2 separate regions of the Homo sapiens genome follow, and region 2 is linked to region 1. Evidence: read pairs that join two places in POLR2A ChIA-PET (ENCODE). Cell type or tissue: PC-9. All regions are shown on one strand. Each heading gives the region's core, and the rest is flanking DNA. Links, peaks and the distances in the headings are about the cores only.

The links. ChIA-PET counts read pairs that join two places held together with the same protein. Peaks named below come from ENCODE experiments on the same cell type or tissue, not always from the same donor. Only the 100,000 strongest peaks of a DNase experiment are listed, where the experiment ranks them.
Region 2: POLR2A ChIA-PET joins it to region 1 with 12 read pairs; 2 of 35 experiments call an interaction of 5 or more read pairs at or near these places.

What each region holds. Positions count from the first base shown.
Region 1 is chr12:76,166,777-76,175,632 of GRCh38, reverse strand. No RefSeq gene overlaps it. Among named protein-coding and RNA genes, the nearest start is that of NAP1L1, 87 kb to the right of the region's middle. RefSeq lists a silencer at 2,617-2,676. In PC-9, for the core only: no CTCF peak of the experiment used is centred there; no DNase peak of the experiment used is centred there.
Region 2 is chr12:76,065,259-76,074,114 of GRCh38, reverse strand. NAP1L1 (nucleosome assembly protein 1 like 1) reads left to right here. Exons shown (of 15, transcript NM_004537.7): 3 at 5,121-5,206; 4 at 6,642-6,744. Among named protein-coding and RNA genes, the nearest start is that of NAP1L1, 15 kb to the left of the region's middle. In PC-9, for the core only: no CTCF peak of the experiment used is centred there; no DNase peak of the experiment used is centred there; H3K4me3 peaks cover 527 bases; H3K27ac peaks cover 2,305 bases.

The DNA of each region.
Region 1 (8,856 bases), core at 313-8,312:
TAATGGCTCATTGCAGCCTCAACCTCATGGACTCAAGTGATCCTTCTGCCTCAGCCTTTCAAGTAGCTGGGACTACAGGCACACGCCATGACACCTGGTTAATTTTTAAAAATTTTTAGAGACAGGGTCCCGCTATGTTGCCCAGGCTGGTCTTGAACTCCTGGCCTCAAGCGATCCTCCTGCCTCGGCCTCCAAAAGTGCTGGGATTATAGGTGTGAGCCACCAAACCTGGCATATGTTTTAACTGTTTATAGTCTTTGGGGGTAGTGGCATACCAACGGCCTCACAGTAGGGCAGTCTTCCTGAGGCAGTAAAAGAGTACATTTTCTGTACAGAGGATTTAATGAGAATAATAATTTGAATAATAAATTCAAAAAGTTGGTCTGTTTTTTATGATCACCTATCAGCAATTCTAAACAGTGTCAGTGATAAAATACTTTTTACCCAAAAAATATTTTGTTTGTTTAAGTTTTAAACAATTGCTGTGGGTACTGTGAAGTTTAAATGTATATCAGTTTCAAATTAGCATACTTATTCTTATCCTTTCATAGCATTGTATTTTATATGAAAGTTAATCCAGAGCAACTCACAGCTGCTGCCCATCTCCACATGCCCCACCCCAACCCTGCACCTACAGCCCCCGACCCACCCAACACTCCCTACCCCACATAGAATCAGCTACAAAGAGCCTTGTGAGAGTACTTTCCTAACAGCTCAGAATCATTTGAGCTTATTTCAGAGGCAATTAAGAATCCTCAACCCCTGTGTTACTACATATTCCTCATTTAAAAAAGTAGATTTGAAACAAACATAGTATAAAGAATTTAAAAATAATGAAACCAGACCTGACTGACTTCAATTCTGACATTCTCTGTGACCACTCTGAATTTTTTACTTCTATCTAAAATTCAAACCGGGTGCAGTGGCTCATGCCTGTAGTCCCAGAACTTTGGGAGTCTGAGGCGGGCAGATCACTTGAAGTCAGGAATTCGAAACCAGACTGGCCAACACGGTGAAACCCCGTCTCTACTAAAAAAAAAAAAAAAAAAAAAAAAATTAGCCAGGTGTGGTGGTGGGCACCTGTAATCCCAGCTACTCAGGAGGCTGAGGCAGGAGAATCGCTTGAACCTGGGAGGCGGAGGTTGCAGTGAGCTGAGATCACAGTACTGCACTCCAGCCTGGGCGACAGAGCAAGACTCTGTTACAAAAAAAAAAAAAAAAAATTCAAAATAGTGATAAAGAGTGCAAAATGCAAAGTGTGATATTTTTGTTTGGTAAGTGCAAATTTTAGTTCAATGCATGACATAGACTATTTAATTTAAAATAATGTTTCCAAAACTGAAATTTATTCCTCTTTTAACATTGTTATTTATTTCAAAACTAAAGAAAAACTCAAGAAAAAAGTAACATTCCTGATTATTACATGACTATTACTAAAAATAACCTTGCTTTATACAACGTGAAGGTGTTAGAAACTGATCTGCTCCAGGTGTCAAATCCACTAGGTGCGCCACTGCCTGAGGGAAAATTTAATAAGACTCGAAGTGTTACTAAGATTTCTCTGAGACTTGTTGAAAATTGTTGGTGGGAAAGCTGTTCATCACTGCATGTGTTAGTTCTTCAGGAACAGAATGTCAGGGCACATGAACAGACAACAATCATCTCCTTCCTCCACTTGCACAATCTGTCACCAATAACCAGCAATGACGGCTGTCTACTATCATGGAAGGCTGTCACTAACTGTTAGTAATTCTCAAAACTTGGAAAAGTAACCAATACTTCAGAGGCTAACCTGCAATGTTTTTTGGTTTTGTTTTTGTTTTTGAGGCGCAGTTTTGCTCTTGTTGCCCAGGCTGGAGTGCAATGGTGCAATCTCGGCTCACTGCAACCTCCACCTCCCAGGTTCAAGCGATTCTCCTGCCTCAGCCTCCCAAGTAGCTAGAATTACAGGCACGTGCCACCATGCCTGGATAATTTTTTTTGTATTTTTATTAGTGATGGGGTTTCCCCATGTTGGTCAGGCTGGTCTCAAACTCCTGACCTCAGGTGACCTGCCCGCCTCTGCCTCTCAAAGCGCTGGGATTACAGGCATGAGCCACCGCGTCCAGCCACCTGCAATGTTAAGAATAGCAAAAGTGTTGAGAGAGACATCCAGCATGTACCATTTTTATAAGCAGATAGACCCAAAGCAAACTGTTAAGGTAGTAATAAGCATCCTGAAAGAAGCATAGGTTTTGGAGGAGAATTGGACTTTGGTCATGGCCCTTCCAAAATTACTTGCTATTAATTTATTCAAAATATTTACACTTCTCCACTGTGTAGGTGCTGGGAATACAATGATGCTCAAGACAGATATGGTCTCTGCCCCTAAGGAAGGGGACTCCCCACCCTTCCCCCCAAAAAAGTAAACAGACAAATAAATGAAACGCTTTTTAGTTGTTTTAGTGCCATGAAGGAAACAAACAAATGGTTTCCCATTATCCTAGGATAAAAACCAAATTCTTAATATGGCCCTTACCATCCATTTCAACCACATCTTATACTTCTTCCCTGCTAGGTCTATCTGTTCCAGCCACAGCCTTTTTTTTTTTTTTTTTTCTTTTAAAACAGAGTCTCTCTCTGTTGCCAGGCTGGAGTGCAGTGGTGCATATCGGCTCACTGTAACCTCTGCCTCCCAGGTTCAAGCAATTCTGCCTCAGGCTCCCGAGTGGCTGGGATTACAGGCACGCGCCACCATGCCCAGCTAATTTTTGTATTTTTAGTAGAGACAGGGTTTCACCATGTTGGCCAGTATGGTCTCGATCTCCTGACCTCGTGATCCGCCCACGTAGGCCTCCCAAAGTGCTGGGATTACAGGCATGAGCCACCGCACCCGGCCCACAGCCTTCTTTTAGTTCCTCAAATGCACGAAAGCCTTCCTGTTTCAGTCCCTTGACATATGTTGGCCAGCTCCACCCCTACTTTGCCTCTGTTAATTCCTTATGTATCTTTCAGATCTCAGGACAAATATGTTTGCAGAGAGACTTTCTTGGTGTCCGCCTACCTACACATTCCCTGAGCATCCCCAACCTACATACAATCAATAGCCAGGCCAGTTACTCCCTAGAGCCCCCTGGGTTGTTTCTTCATAACTCTCACTACAGGTTGTAATTAATAATTTGCCTGTGTAATCATTTGTGTAATGTCTGTCTTCTCTCCCATCACAATATGTTGCTACTGGACCATAGGTTTCATGGGGGGCAAAGTTTACTGCTTTACTTACATTGAATTCCCAGGTCTTGGCACAATAAATATTTATGGAATGAATGAATGGAGGTATGCATAAATGAAGACATAACCAGCCAAAAAAAACCTACCACCAGGGATATGCCTCAGGAAAATTTTTTATGAGGAAAGTCTGGCTGTCCAAAGAATTTCCTCTTTCCTAGCTTCTCTTGTCTGACCTCGCTGGGCAGGTTGTTGTTGTTTTGAGTTTTTGTTTTTATAAGTTCCCTTTTTTTTTTTTTAACTTTCTTTCACTTCTAAAATTAAATTTAGCCAAATTTTTTTCTTTTTTTAAAAAAATTTGGGTTTTAGCTCCATCTTAATGGTATAGCTTTCCATTTCAAAGTTTTCATCTTATTTCTCTAGCCCTCAGCCTTTTAAAAAATTATAAATATTTATTTTATTTTGCTTTCATCAAATTCAAATCTTAATTTGGAATATTTAGGTCTAGTCTTTACTCTTTTTTGACTTGCTGCTTTCAGTTGTTCAATATCCCTTTTCAAATCTAATTTTAAAATAAGCATAATTTATCTCATAATTTCTTTTTAATTTGTTAATGGCTTATTTTTAACTTAACTGACAGATTTAAGCATTATTTAACCATGAAATTTCTCTTTTATTTGGAATTTTACCCTGTTTGCTCTCATCTCCTGCTCCCTCTCTCTCCCTCCTGTTCGTCCCATTGTTTCCCTCTCACCCATCCTCCACTCCCACTTCCCCACCTGTATTTGCGATGTTCAGAAAGAGGGGAGTCAGGAATGTAAACACTGGAAGAGTTTGCTTTATGAACATGGAAGAATGAAAGCCATCCTTCCCTACCAGTTTTCCTAGCATCAGCCTGTTGGACCACTTCATCAGTATTCCTGATTTATTAAGGATGGTTCTCCACAGAACCTTATTATAGAAGATGGGGTGAACTCAATTCATTGTCTCCAGAGAAACAAGTCCCATTTTGCAGTTGGAATATTTGATATGCTGAAACAATGCTGCTTGTTAATATCCCTTACCATCTGGTTCTTAAATGAGAAATTTGGGGGAAAACTATTCCAGCTGCCTGCCCAGGAGAAGTTGAACCTTGGAAGGGATTCTCCAGGTAGAGGCTCTCCGAGCCTGATCTGGTGAGATGCTGACAAATCTCTCAATAAATATTTACAGGAAGTTTCAAAGCACAGAATCTGCAGCCAGTGTCTTGGCTCCACATTAAGCCAGCTTGGATTCATCATTCTCCCAAAGATGTTTTCCTTCCCTTCTTGGCAGGTAGACACCATGGGTCTCCTGTGCAGTGGCTGCTCTCAACTCTCTTCTTTGTCTGTCTGTCTGCTCATAGGACATGGGGCTCTCCAGTATGCTAAGGAAAGTCTTTATGCCAGGGACATTGGCTAAGTTACTGAGATATTTTGTTCATCCCTTCAGAAGAGGGTTGGATGCCACTCTGGGGGATGAGAATCCCTACAAGATCACAACACCATTTCCATCCTCAAATCTAGCACTGGGGTCCTATATAGGCTTCTACCAACATGGACTCTTTTCCTTGAGGAGATCTGCTCCACTCCACATTACTTGGTTGAATTAAATCCATTCCTACCCAGTTTCAGAGAAGTAATCACTCTTGTCGAGTAGACCCTCAGATTCTCTGATCTCACTGTCTTGTTATTCTTAAGAACTCTCCTTTGAGAATCCTTCTTTGACCAACTCACCAACTAGTTCCATTCCTGTATGGGTGATGTGGATCTGTGGAGTCACCTTAGTTTCTTCAACTGTAATACGGGGACAATAGGATCTACCTTTTAGGGTATGCCTGAGGACTGCATGATACATTTATATAAAGCAGTTGATGTGTACACACCAGTGTCTGGCATATATGAGAGGTGGGTAATAAAAGTTAGCTGTTTTTACTGAATTTGTCTTCATCTTTCCTTTTAGAAATAGATCTACTTCATGAAATCCATGGGTCTATAGTTTCTGGCACAGGAAAATGTATTCAACACACCCAGATCTAGAATTTTTCCAGGAGGCTGAGCCCTCTCTCATACTTAAAATAATTCGGCTGGATCTGGGCTGGCAAGATGGCCGAATAGGAACAGCTCCAGTCTATGGCTCCCAGCAAGATTGACCCAGAAGGCAGGTGATTTCTGCATTTCCAACTGAGGTACATGGCTCATCTCATTGGGACTGGTTAGACAGTGGGTGCAGCCCACTGAGGATGAGCCAAAGTAGAGTGGGGCATCGCCTGATGCCAGAAGCACAATGGGTCAGGCAACTCCCTCCCCTAGCCAAGGGAAGCCATGAGGGACTGTGCTGTAAGGAACAGTGCATTCTGGCCCAGATACTATGCTTTTCCCACAGTTTTTGCCACTAGCAGACCAGGAGATTCCCTTGGGTGCCTACACCACCAGGTCCCTGGGTTTCATGCACAAAACTGGGCAGCCATTTGGGCAGACACTGAGCTAGCTGCAGGGTTTTGTTTTTTTTTTCCATATTCCGGTGGCACCTATAATGCCAGTGAGACAGAACTGTTCACTTTCCTGGAAACAAGGCTGAAGCCAGGGAGCCAAGTGGTCTAGCTCAGTGGCTCTCACCCCCGAAGCCCAGCAAGCTAAGATCCACTGGCTTGAAATTCTCACTGCCAGTACAGCAGTCTGAAGTCGACCTGGGATGCTTGAGCTTGGTGGGGGGAGGGGCATCCACCATTATTGAGGCTTGAGTAGGCAGTTTTCCCCTCACAGTGTAAACAAAGTTCGAACTGGGTGGAGCCCACCGCAGCTCAGCAAAGCCACTGTAGCCAGATTGCCTCTCTAGATTCCTACTCTCAGGGCAGGCCACCTCTGAAAGAAAGGCAGCAGCCCCAGTCAGGAGCTTATAGATAAAACTCCCATCTCCCTGGGGAAAGGGGCAGCTGAAGGCACAGCTTCAGCAGACTTAAACGTTCCTGCCTGCTTGCTCTGAAGAGGGCAGAAGATCTCCCAGCACAGTGCTCGAGCTCTGCTAAGGGACAGACTGCCTCCTCAAGTGGGTCCCTGACCCCTGTGCCTCCTGACTGGGAGACACCTCCCAACAGGGGTCGACAGACACCTCATACAGGAGAGCTCTGGCTGGCATCTGGCAGGTGCCCCTCTGGAATGAAGCTTCCAGAGAAAGGAACAGGCAGCAATCTGTGCTGTTCTGCAGCCTCCACTGGTGATACCCAGGCAAACAGTGTCTGGAATGGACCTCCAGCAAACTCCAGCAGACCTGCAGCAGAGAGGCCTGACTGATAGAAAGAAAACTAACAAACAGAAAGGAATAGCATCAACATCAACAAAAAGGACGTCCACACAGAAACCCCATCCAAAGGTCACCAACATCAAAGACCAAAGATAGATAAACCCACGAAGATAAGGAAAAACCAGTGCGAAAAGCCTGAAATTTCCAAAAACCAGAACGTCTCTTCTCCTCCAAAGGATCACAACTCCTCCCCAGCAAGGGAACAAAAGTAGACGGATAATGAGTTTGATGAATGAACAGAAGTAGGCTTCAGAAGCCTCCTCTGAGCTAAAGAAGCATGTTCTGACCCAATGCAAGGAAGCTAAGAACCTTGACAAAAGGTTAGAGGCACTGCTAACTAGAATAACCAGTTTAGAGAAGAACATAAATGACCTGATGGAGCTGAAAAACACAGCACGAGAACTTTGTGAAGCATACACAAGTATCAATAGCCAAATCGATCAAGTGGAAGAAAGGTTATCAGAGATTGAAGATCAACTTAATGAAACAAAGCATGAAGACAAGATTAGAGAAAAAGGAATGAACAAAGCCTCCAAAATATATGGGACTATGTGAAAAGACCAAATCTATGTTTGATTGGTGTACCTGAAAGTGACGGGGAGAATGGAACCAAGTTGGAAAACACTCTTCAGGATATTATCCAGGAGAACTTCATCAACCTAGCAAGACAGGCCAACATTTAAATTCAGGAAATACAGAGAACACCACAAAGATACTCGTTGAGAAGAGCAACCCCAAGACACATAATCATCAGATTCACCAAGGTTGAAATGAAGGAAAAAATGTTAAGGGCAGCCAGAGAGAAAGGTTGGGTTACCCACAAAGGGAAGCTCATCAGACTAACAGTGGATGTCTCTGCAGAAACCCTACAAACCAGAAGAGAGTGGGGGCCAATATTCAACATTCTTAAAGAAAAGAATTTTCAACCTGGAATTTCATATCCAGCCAAACTAAGCTTCATAAGCGAAGGAGAAATAAATCCTTTACAGACAAGCAAATGCTGAGAGATTTTGTCACCACCAGGCCTGCCCTAAAAGAGCTCCCGAAGGAAACACTAAATATGGAAGGAAAAACCGCTACCAGCCACTGCAAAAACATACCAAATTGTAAAGAACATCTACACTATGAAGAAACTGCATCAACTAATGGGCAAAATAACCAGCTAGCATCATAATGACAGGATCAAATTCACACATAACAATATTAACTTTAAATGTAAAGGGGCTAAATGCCCCAATTAAAAGAAACAGACTGGCAAATTGGATAAAAAGTCAAGACCCATCGGTGTGCTGTATTCAGGAGACCCATCTCACATGTAAAGACACACATAGGCTAAAATAAAGGGATGGAGGAATATTTACCAAGCAAATGGAAAGCAAAAAAAAAAGCAGGGTTTGCAATCCTAGTATCTGATAAAATAGACTTTAAGCCAACACAGATCAAAAAACACAAAGAAGGGCATTACATAATGGTAAAGGGATCAATGCAACAGGAAGACCTAACTATCCTAAATATATATGCATCCAATACAGGAGCACTCAGATTCATAAAGCAAGTTCTTAGAGACCTACAAAGAGACTTGGACACCCACAAAATAATAGTGGGAGAATTTAACACCCCACTGATCAATGAGACAGAAAATTAACAAGAATATTCAGGACTTGAACTCAGCTCTGGACCAAGCAGACCTAATAGACATCTATAGAACTCTCTACCCCAAATCAACAGAATATACATTCTTCTTAGCACCATATCACACTTATTCTAAAACTGACCACATAATTGGAAGTAAAACACTCCTCAGCAAATGCAAAAGAATGGAAATCATAATAAACGGTCTCTCAGACCATAATGCAATCAAATTAGAACTCAGGATTAAGAAACTCACTCAAAACCACACAACTACATGGAAACTGAACAACCTACTCCTGAATGACTACTGGGTAAATAATGAAATTAAGGCAGAAATAAATAAGCTCTTTGAAATCCATGACAAAGACACAACGTACCAGAATCTCTGGGACACAGCTAATCTCTGGCACACAGAATCTCTGGGACACAGTGTTTAGAGGGAAATTTATAGCATTAAATGCCCACAGAAGAAAGCAGGAAGGATCTAAAATTGACATCCTAATATAACAATAAAAAGAACTAGAGAAGCAAGAGCAAACAAATTCAAAAGCTAGCAGAAGACAAGAAATAACTAAGATCAGAGCAGAACTGAAGGAGATAGAGACATGAAAAACTCTTCAAAAAATCAATGAATCCAGGAGCTGGTTTTTTGAAAAGATCAACAAGATAGATAGACCGCTAACCAGACTAACAAAG
Region 2 (8,856 bases), core at 660-8,659, 100 kb after region 1:
TGAAAATGTAGTTACTAATGCTTAGTACCTACTTTTACAAAAGTCTAGTGCAGTGTATTCAAGGTAAAATATAGAATATATGATCATTAGCATATTTATGATCATATATTCGAAACCATCGTATATACTAAACCATTTGTCACTATTTTTAAGAAAATGCTGAGCATGATAATGGATTATAAATACTTGCAGAATTCATTTTTATTGTATATATTTCCCAAAGATTTACTGCTTGCATTGTAATGTACCAAACACCCAAAATGTGTATAAAATGTATTTATATATAGAGCTTAAGGAATATTCAGACAAGTTAAAAATAGAACATTACTATCAGAAGCCTTGTGTGCCCCTTCTCAATTGCACCTTTCCCTTGCAGACATGTAAGTGCTATCCTGGCTTTTGCTAATTCTTTTCTTTGCTTTCCTTCAGAGCTTTACCACCTATAAATAATCAGTGTTTAATTTTGAAAATCTGAATAGTGATCACAAAGTTAGCTATGTAAAGCAACATTGCCACTTTGCCACTGTTAATTGAAGGCTATAAGATAGGATAACAAGGAAGAAAGACTATCTGGGTCATAGTCTGGCCTCAAGTTTTGTGAGGCTTTATAAAAGACTTATTGTGGAGAAGTATTGGGCAAGGTCATGTGTCCTGGGAAGTATAGGTTTAATCAAGTTGGCATGTGGCAGGATTCTAATGTGGATGGATGTTTTATAGAAACAGGGTCAGGAAGAATGGGATGAGGTACACAGTGTTTGTTGCGTGTAATTTTACAGTAGCCCGTGTTAAAATAGAGCACTTGGGAGTGAGGGGATGCTAAATTATTTTCCATAGCTGTTGTAGGCATCAGCGAATGATAGTGGGAGGGCTGGAAACTTCAGTACAAGATCAACACATAGAAGTACAAATAAGAATTTGGGCCACTCTTACGCATTTTATCTTCAGCATTAAAAAAAAACAGATGAGTGACTTATGCATTCTGTCTTCAGCATTAAAAAAAACGAGAAGAGTGGAAACGGCATTTTTAATAATAATGGTTCCCAAAGTGATTGTCTCCTGTGTCACACCTCTAATTTGGATTGCTTAACCTTGGTGACATGGCTGTCATTGGATCTATTTTACTATCTTCCTGAGGTTTCACCTTGTTTCTCCTCTTGGGTTTGTTGTTTGCCATATCTCACATTGCTTTCTCGGTTTGTTAGTACCTTCTTGGAAGAGTACAAGGGAGCTAAATTATTTTAAGACATGTCATGACTGAAAACGACTATTCTACCTTTATGCCGGATAGTTTGGGTGTAGGATAGTAAGATGGGATCATTTTTCTTCAGAATTTTGAAGGCATTGCTCCATTGTCACCTTGCTTCCAGTGTTGCTGTGTTGAAGTTCAGAGTCATTGTAACTAACCATTTGTGTGTGATAATTAAGAAATATGTACATTTACACTATATATACATTTCTGGAAGCTACTCTGGCTTCAGAGTTCTGAAATTTTCACATTATTATTTTTTTCTCTTAATGTTACATATTCAGTGGTGGACCCTTTCAGTGCAGCAATTCAGTGGCTTTTAGTTCAGGGATATTCTTGATTGAACTTTGTGATTGTCTCATTTGTTTTCTCTTTCTGGAGCTACTATTAGATGTTGTGTGTTGGATTGCTCTCATGACCTTTTGTCCTATTTTCCATCTCTGTCTCTTTGCTCTTCTTTCTGGACAGAACTGAAGACTTTCAGCTTGTGTTGAGTTTTAAAATTTCTGTTGTTTTAGTTTCCAAGACCTGCTTCGTTCTTCCTGTTTTTTTGTTTTTTTTTTTTTTTAAATAGCATCCTCTTCTTGTTTCATTGATGATAATGTCTTTTCTCTGGATGTTTCTTCCATCTTTATAGTCCATTTGCTCTTACATTTTCTTTCTCTCATTTGTTTTGGTCTCAATCTAGGATGCTTTCCTCAAATATAAATCAATACTTGGTTGGCTGCTCATTAAGATTGGATTGGGTGGGGTGTAGGGACACTTCAGACATGTTTAAAAAAGAAAATTGATTGGAAAATTTGAGCGTTGGAGTGGGGAGGCTTGTTAATTTGGGATTTCAGTGTAGGGTCACCAGAGTGGGCATTTGTTAGAAACCCCAGTGTTAGAATGGTCATTTTTTTTTTTTTCTGGGCTAGTCAGATTCATCGTTGAACAGTGTCTGGGTAAAGATCTGGCTTCTGGTGTTCCTTTAAATGTAGAGGAGGCTCTACATTTAGCATTCTAATGTGTACATAGTCCTATATCTTTGATACTGTTGACTGTGTCTGTTGTCTTCCAGTCCAAGTTCTGAATTTTACCCTTTCCTGAGAGGAAACTGAATATTTCTGCTAGTGTAGAGAAGATCTAATGATTTAACTGCTTATCAGTTTTTACTTTCTTGTTTTAGCGACCTTCTCTCCTGTCCCACCCCTTGCCCTAGTTCTAGAAATGTACCTGGTGCTACCAGTTCTTATCCTTTTGAAGACTGATTGGGCTGCTTCTCAGCTTTCCCCACTGCTAATCTTAGATTTCAGTTCTCTCAATGAAATTATCACTTGTCTGGTTTCCAGCTTCCAAAATGTTGCTGCCCTTGTTTTCTTTGATTTCAGTGTTAGCCTGCTAACAAAACAAAACAAAAAAACCCTTTATCATAATTTTAGTGGAGATTTTAGAAGGATTAAGATCAGATGAGTTTGTGGCATCTGCCATCTTAACTTTGCAACTCTCATTTTAAACTTTAAAAAGAGTAAATTGGTTGTGACAGCTTGATTTCCCCCTTCCTTATTATTTAATTTTGGATGCCTGTTAGCCCTGGGAGGGTGGAAGTCAGAGGGGAGTCTTGTGCTTGAAAACCAGAGTCAGTAAACCTTTCTCTGTAAAAGGCTTGGTGGTAAACATTTTCAGCATTTTGGGCCACATACGATTCTCTAACTGCAGTTGGCCCTCTGTGTCTGTGGGTTCAGCATCCATGAGTTTGCATCTATGAATTCAACCAACTGCAGATGGAAAATATTAGGGTAAAAAACAATAAAATATAACAGCACAATAATAAATACAAATAAGCAATAGAACATAACAACTATTGTTTGTTTGTTTTGTTTTTAATAGAGAATTCTTACTGTGTTAATCAGGCTGGTCTTGAACTCCTGGCCTCCAGTGATCCTCTTGCCTTGGCTTCCGGAATGTTGGGATTGTAGGCATGAGCCACTTTGTCTGGCCCAGCATAATACAACTATTTACATAACGTTTATATGGTATATAGTATTATTATAAGTAATCTAGAGGTGATTTAAAGTATGCAGGAGGATGTGCATAGGTTAGTTGTAATTACTGTGCCATTTTATATAAGGGACTTGAACATCCCAGGATTTTGGTAGGGAGGTTTCCTGGAACCAGTCCACCATAGACTCTGAGGGATGACTGTACTCAACTCTGCTGATGTAGTGTGAAAGCAGACAATACATAAATGTAGTGCATCTGTGTTCCAATAAAATTTTATTTACAATAATAGGGTGGGCTGGATTTGGCCACATGGGCATAGTTTGTGGACAGCTGTTTTAAAGCCTTTGGATATAGATGTTCAATTGATTAAAGACACGAGAGGAGGAGATGCTCCAGTTATCTGTAACCAGTGACCGTTAAGTGTGTACACTTATCAAACACTTAAAGTTTATACTAAATCAAAGTTCTTCCAGAAATAGGCTGGGCGTGGTGGCTTATGCCTGTAATCCCAGGATTTTGGAAGGCGGACGTGGGAGGATCACCTGAGGCCAGGAGTTTGAGACCAGCCCAGCCTGTCTCTACTAAAAATACAGAAATTAGCCAGGTGCAGTGGCGCACTCCTGTAGTCCCAGCTATTCAGGAGGCTGAGGCACGAGAATTGCTTGAGCTTGGGGGGCAGAGGTTGCAGTGAGCTGAGATTGTGCCATTGCACTCCAGGCAGCCTGGGTGACAGAGCAAGACACTGTCTCCCAAAAAAAAAAAAGCTTTCAGAAATTGTATGTATCATTTCTGAAGACTGAATTATGCTGGCAGAGTACAGTTGATTTTTTTCTGTACTTGCATGAAAATTAAGTCATTATTTGTCCCTGTGGAAAATTAATTTTTCAAATGCTGTTTAGACACAAAAGCAACTACATTTCTAATCCAAATGTTAAAATAAAAAATTTACACAGGAATTATACAATGATGTTTTACATTGACTTAGGAATCCTTATTTTCCTTTCTAATGCTAGATGTAATCTCATGTTCAATAATTAGATTTTTGGTGATTTTTTTTTTTTAAGATGAAATGGGAAGGATGCTATCTTATTAATTTTTAACCTTCTCTTTGAATGGTGCTATCATCTTGGCTTTGTTCTAAACAAGAGCTAGACTCAGAAGTCTTCACTTTATTCTTTCTCACCTCCACTGTGAAGTAAAGAAAAGGAAACTCCAAAGATAGTATAGGCTAGTATTGTTGCTCCACAGCCATAAGGGATCCAGGACTCTTCTGTTTTCCTAACTCCTTTTTCTTTAGCTGGTGGCTTTCATTCTCTAGGATGCCTCCTGGTCCAGTGTGGCTGCTGGAGCTTGAGCCATCACATTCATATTCTAAGTGGGAGGGGGAGAGGGATTAAGATAAAGGCTTCCCAGCTATCTACCATCCTGTTAAGGATACTTCCTCAAAGAAATACAGCATTTCTGCTTTTTTATCTTGCTGTCAAAATAGTGTAGCTAAAGGTAGGCTAGGAAATGTAGACTTTTAGCTTGGTGTGTTGCCATCTCATATAAAATGAGAATGTTGTTACTAAGAAGGAAAAGTAAAATCAGTAGATATTCGGTTGAATGCACGTACTTGTTGACATCACATTCCCCAAAAACCTGCAAAACCAATTTTATAAAGCTTCAAAAGTATAAACTTTACATTTGACCAGATGCTTTTAATGAAAGTGTAAGCACTTCCAGTGTGTACTTGTTTACATATGAAGTTAGAAAACGGAATTACCTTTTGAATTTCCTATTTCATGTCTTTGAAAGAGATACTAATTTTGAAAATGAATTTTAAGTTTTTCTGTAACTTTTTTTGGTAATTGGTACATTTGAACCTTGGTGTGATACTATGATATTATAGCAAAGAACAGTCTGAACTTGATCAAGATTTGGATGATGTTGAAGAAGTAGAAGAAGAGGAAACTGGTGAAGAAACAAAACTCAAAGGTATTACTTTAAATTACTTCAGGAGCCAGTGATTGCTGGCACATGTCTACTAGAGGGTAGTTATAAGTACCAGTCTATTTTTTTGGACCCTTGCTCATTGTCCCATTTATCTACTGGTCCATACTTCTAGTGTGTGTGTGTGTGTGTGTGTGTGTGTGTGTGTGTGTGTGTGTAAGGGGCGGGTAGGTATAGATACAGCAACTCAATTAGAAGTCATTGTTTGCATCCTGCACTGTTGGAGTGACTTGGTGTACTTGTGTCAAACAGCTGCCCATGAGTTTTGTCTGAATTTAGAAATGTTACAGGTTGTGATGTGGTGCTTATAACAGTATGTTTAGTGTTTAATATATGGAGAACATGTAGTGTGTGTCTTTTTAAAGATCCACTCCTTCAAGCAGAAGAGCCATTTATTAAATGTAGGTAATATTCACAATTTATTTTAGCAGATATTTTTAAAAGGAGTGGTGGTGGGGGATTGTACTACTTAGGGTATGTCTTGTAGATCTGCGCCAAGAATATTAAGGTACCAGATGACTCAGCTTTTCATTTTTAAGCCGGATGGAAGTTAATTGTGAAAAGACTTCAGAACTTGTATTAATAGCTTCAGCTTTTGTTTAGTAACATTTTCTTAACAGATACAGAACTGTATCCTCAGTGACCAATATTGATATTTAAAAATCTGTATTGGTTATCCTGGCTGTGTGTACATCATCTAGTAATTGAATTATTATCAGAAGTAAATTGACCTCAAAAAAAGTAATTGGGAAAATTAAGTTTATGGCACTTTGTGTAATAACTGTATTGATGATGAAGAGAAGGTTAGTACTGTAATTTGTTTTGTATAAGTCTAGTGCATATTTGGATTGAGTATGTTTTTAAAAAGCCATTGAAAACCACATTTTGTTTGGCTTTAGTTACAGTCTTTGACTGTCCCAACTATTAACTTTATTAACTTTATTCATACACATAGAAATACATTACACAAGCATCAAACATAAACATTCAGATCACTCACTTCATCTTTCTCCTGGGCCTAAAACTGTCAGTATATTTGCAGTTTTCTGATATGTGTTGTCTGCATTCAGAGGACTGTCAAGAGTCATAGATAGGCATCTGAATGAAGCTTTGAGCTTCTTAAAATGCAAGGTGGGTGAAACACAGGATACCAGGAAGAGAAAGGATATTGTTCATATAGTTGTGGCAGTGGCCTTGAGAACTGTCTTGACTAGAGATAGATTAGGAATCTGAATTATTCCTGAACATTGGGTTTTCCTTTAGTGTATTCTCTTTAGCTTTCCCTGCCCGTCTCTACTCATTAGATATACCAGCAATTTATGGGCCAGTTAGGAAAACTTCATGAGATTGGATTGTCCTATTAAAAAAGCATAATACATTTTCATAAAATCCTTCTTTCGATGCCCTTTTTTTTTTAAAGCACGTCAGCTAACTGTTCAGATGATGCAAAATCCTCAGATTCTTGCAGCCCTTCAAGAAAGACTTGATGGTCTGGTAGAAACACCAACAGGATACATTGAAAGGTACAGCTTTTCCATAGTCCTTATTTATCTTTCTATAATCAACGTTGCAGGCGTATCTATTTTTAAGACCATCTAGGATTTAGATATGCAATAGTGGAAACCTATTGTCTGTTAGTATCCAGTATAGGATTATTAGAAGTTTAAAATTGTGCTTAGTACCACCTGTTTGCATTGGTCTTTTAAAGTTTATTTATTGTGGTTCAAGTTTATAGGAAGTGTACTGATCTTGAGCATTTCAGAGATTTGTTTAGAGGTATGTTAGAAATGCACAGAATTAGAAGAAATACAGATTTCTTATTTCACTGATGACATAAATCATTATTAATAGCATGAATATCTTACTCAGCTTACACATTTAAAAAACTTTTTTGTGATTTTAAGATCCATTCAGTTACTGTCTATATGTTAATTATAGTTAGTAGCTTCTAAATGTTGCCTAGTTCTCTGTGGTATGTGTTCGCTGTGTTTTATTATCTGCTTTTCCTATGATGGACTTATTTATCAACACAAATTCTATTGTTATAGACATCTTTGTACATGTCCTGTAAAGGAACTGTGTGAGAATTTCTTTGAGATGTGTGCTCAGCAGTGGGATTGCCACCTACATAGAGTGTGGAAGCCTTTAAGTATTAAACTTCTAGCATGATTTCCAGAAATACTGTACTCAATGCAAGAAGATAGATTCATCTTCATGTCTGCCAACAATTGGCACCATCCAGCTTCATAGTGTTTTTGTTTTTATTTTTAAATCAGTCTAAGAGGTGTGGACTCATTTTGTCTTATTTGTATTTTATGATTTCTAATGAGTTTTTAGCTTTTCTACATAATGCTTGAACCTTTTTCGTTGCCCATTGGTACCCTTTTTCCACTTTCTTGTTGGGATTGCAACTTTTTTTTAATGCTTTGCAAAAGTCTTTGTATTCCAAATGTTATTCCCTTGTCAGTTTTTAGACATTCTAAATAATGTGTCATTTCTACAAATTTATCCATGGAGTCCTCTGGTAAACAGTTAAGTTTTATTTTAGTAAAATATTTTGCCCTAGGGCTTGTACTTTTGAAACTTTTTAAGAAGTCCCTCCTGGTTTCTGCTACATTTCGTATTGAATAGTTTCACCTTTTACATTTAGGTCTTAAATCCCTTTAGAGTCTACCTTTGTATTAGTTGTACGTAGGCTTCCAGTTCCTTTTTTTTCTGCCTCATTTTTTGAGCCAGGTTTGTTTGTTTGTTTGTTTATTTATTTATTTATTTATTTATTTATTTATTTATTTATTTTGGGTCCTCCTCCAGTGACATGAGCTAGTTTTTTTTTTTTTTTTAAACACTATTCACTAATCAATCCATTGTTCCCCCATTTAGGTGTACCACCTACCTTCATTGCATATCAAGTTGTAAACACCCGTGTTTGTCTTTGAGCAGCACTCTTATGTTTTATTGGTCTTTGTCTCTTGTCATTGTCATACTTAATTACTATGACTTTATAGTTGTCTTAATATTTGGCAGGGCAGGTTGCATCCTTTCATACTTCTCCCCCAATCATCCACATTTTTGACAGTTAAGTTTACCAGGGTTGTCAACAAGCAAAAAAACCTTAAAACGTTGATAGGAATTATATTGCATTTGTAGATTTACAGAATTATATCTTTTAATATTGTCTCATCCACATACTTCTAATTATTCAGGTCACATTCTGTGTCTTTAGTTTCAAAGTTATCCTCATAGAGTCTATTGGTTAAGTTAATTTCTGTATATTTTGTGTGGCTGTTGTGAATAGCATCTTTTTTGTATTTTCTGTTTGGCTGTTCTTGATTTACAGAGGATTGCTGTTTTTTTTTTTTTTAAGTTGCTCTTGTATCCAGTAACTTTGCTAAATTTATTGTAGTAATGTGTTCTGTTTTGCCCCCCAGTCACAAGATTTTATCTGCAAATAATGGCAGTTTTAGCTCTGTTCTTCCACATTACATTATACCACATACTTTTCTTTACAACATTACCAGGACTTTCACTACTGTGTTAAACATTAGTATTCTTTGTCTTATTTCTATTCATACTGGGAATGAATATAAAATCTCCATTAAATTCAGTGCCTATTTACTGTTTTTTAATCTGACCTT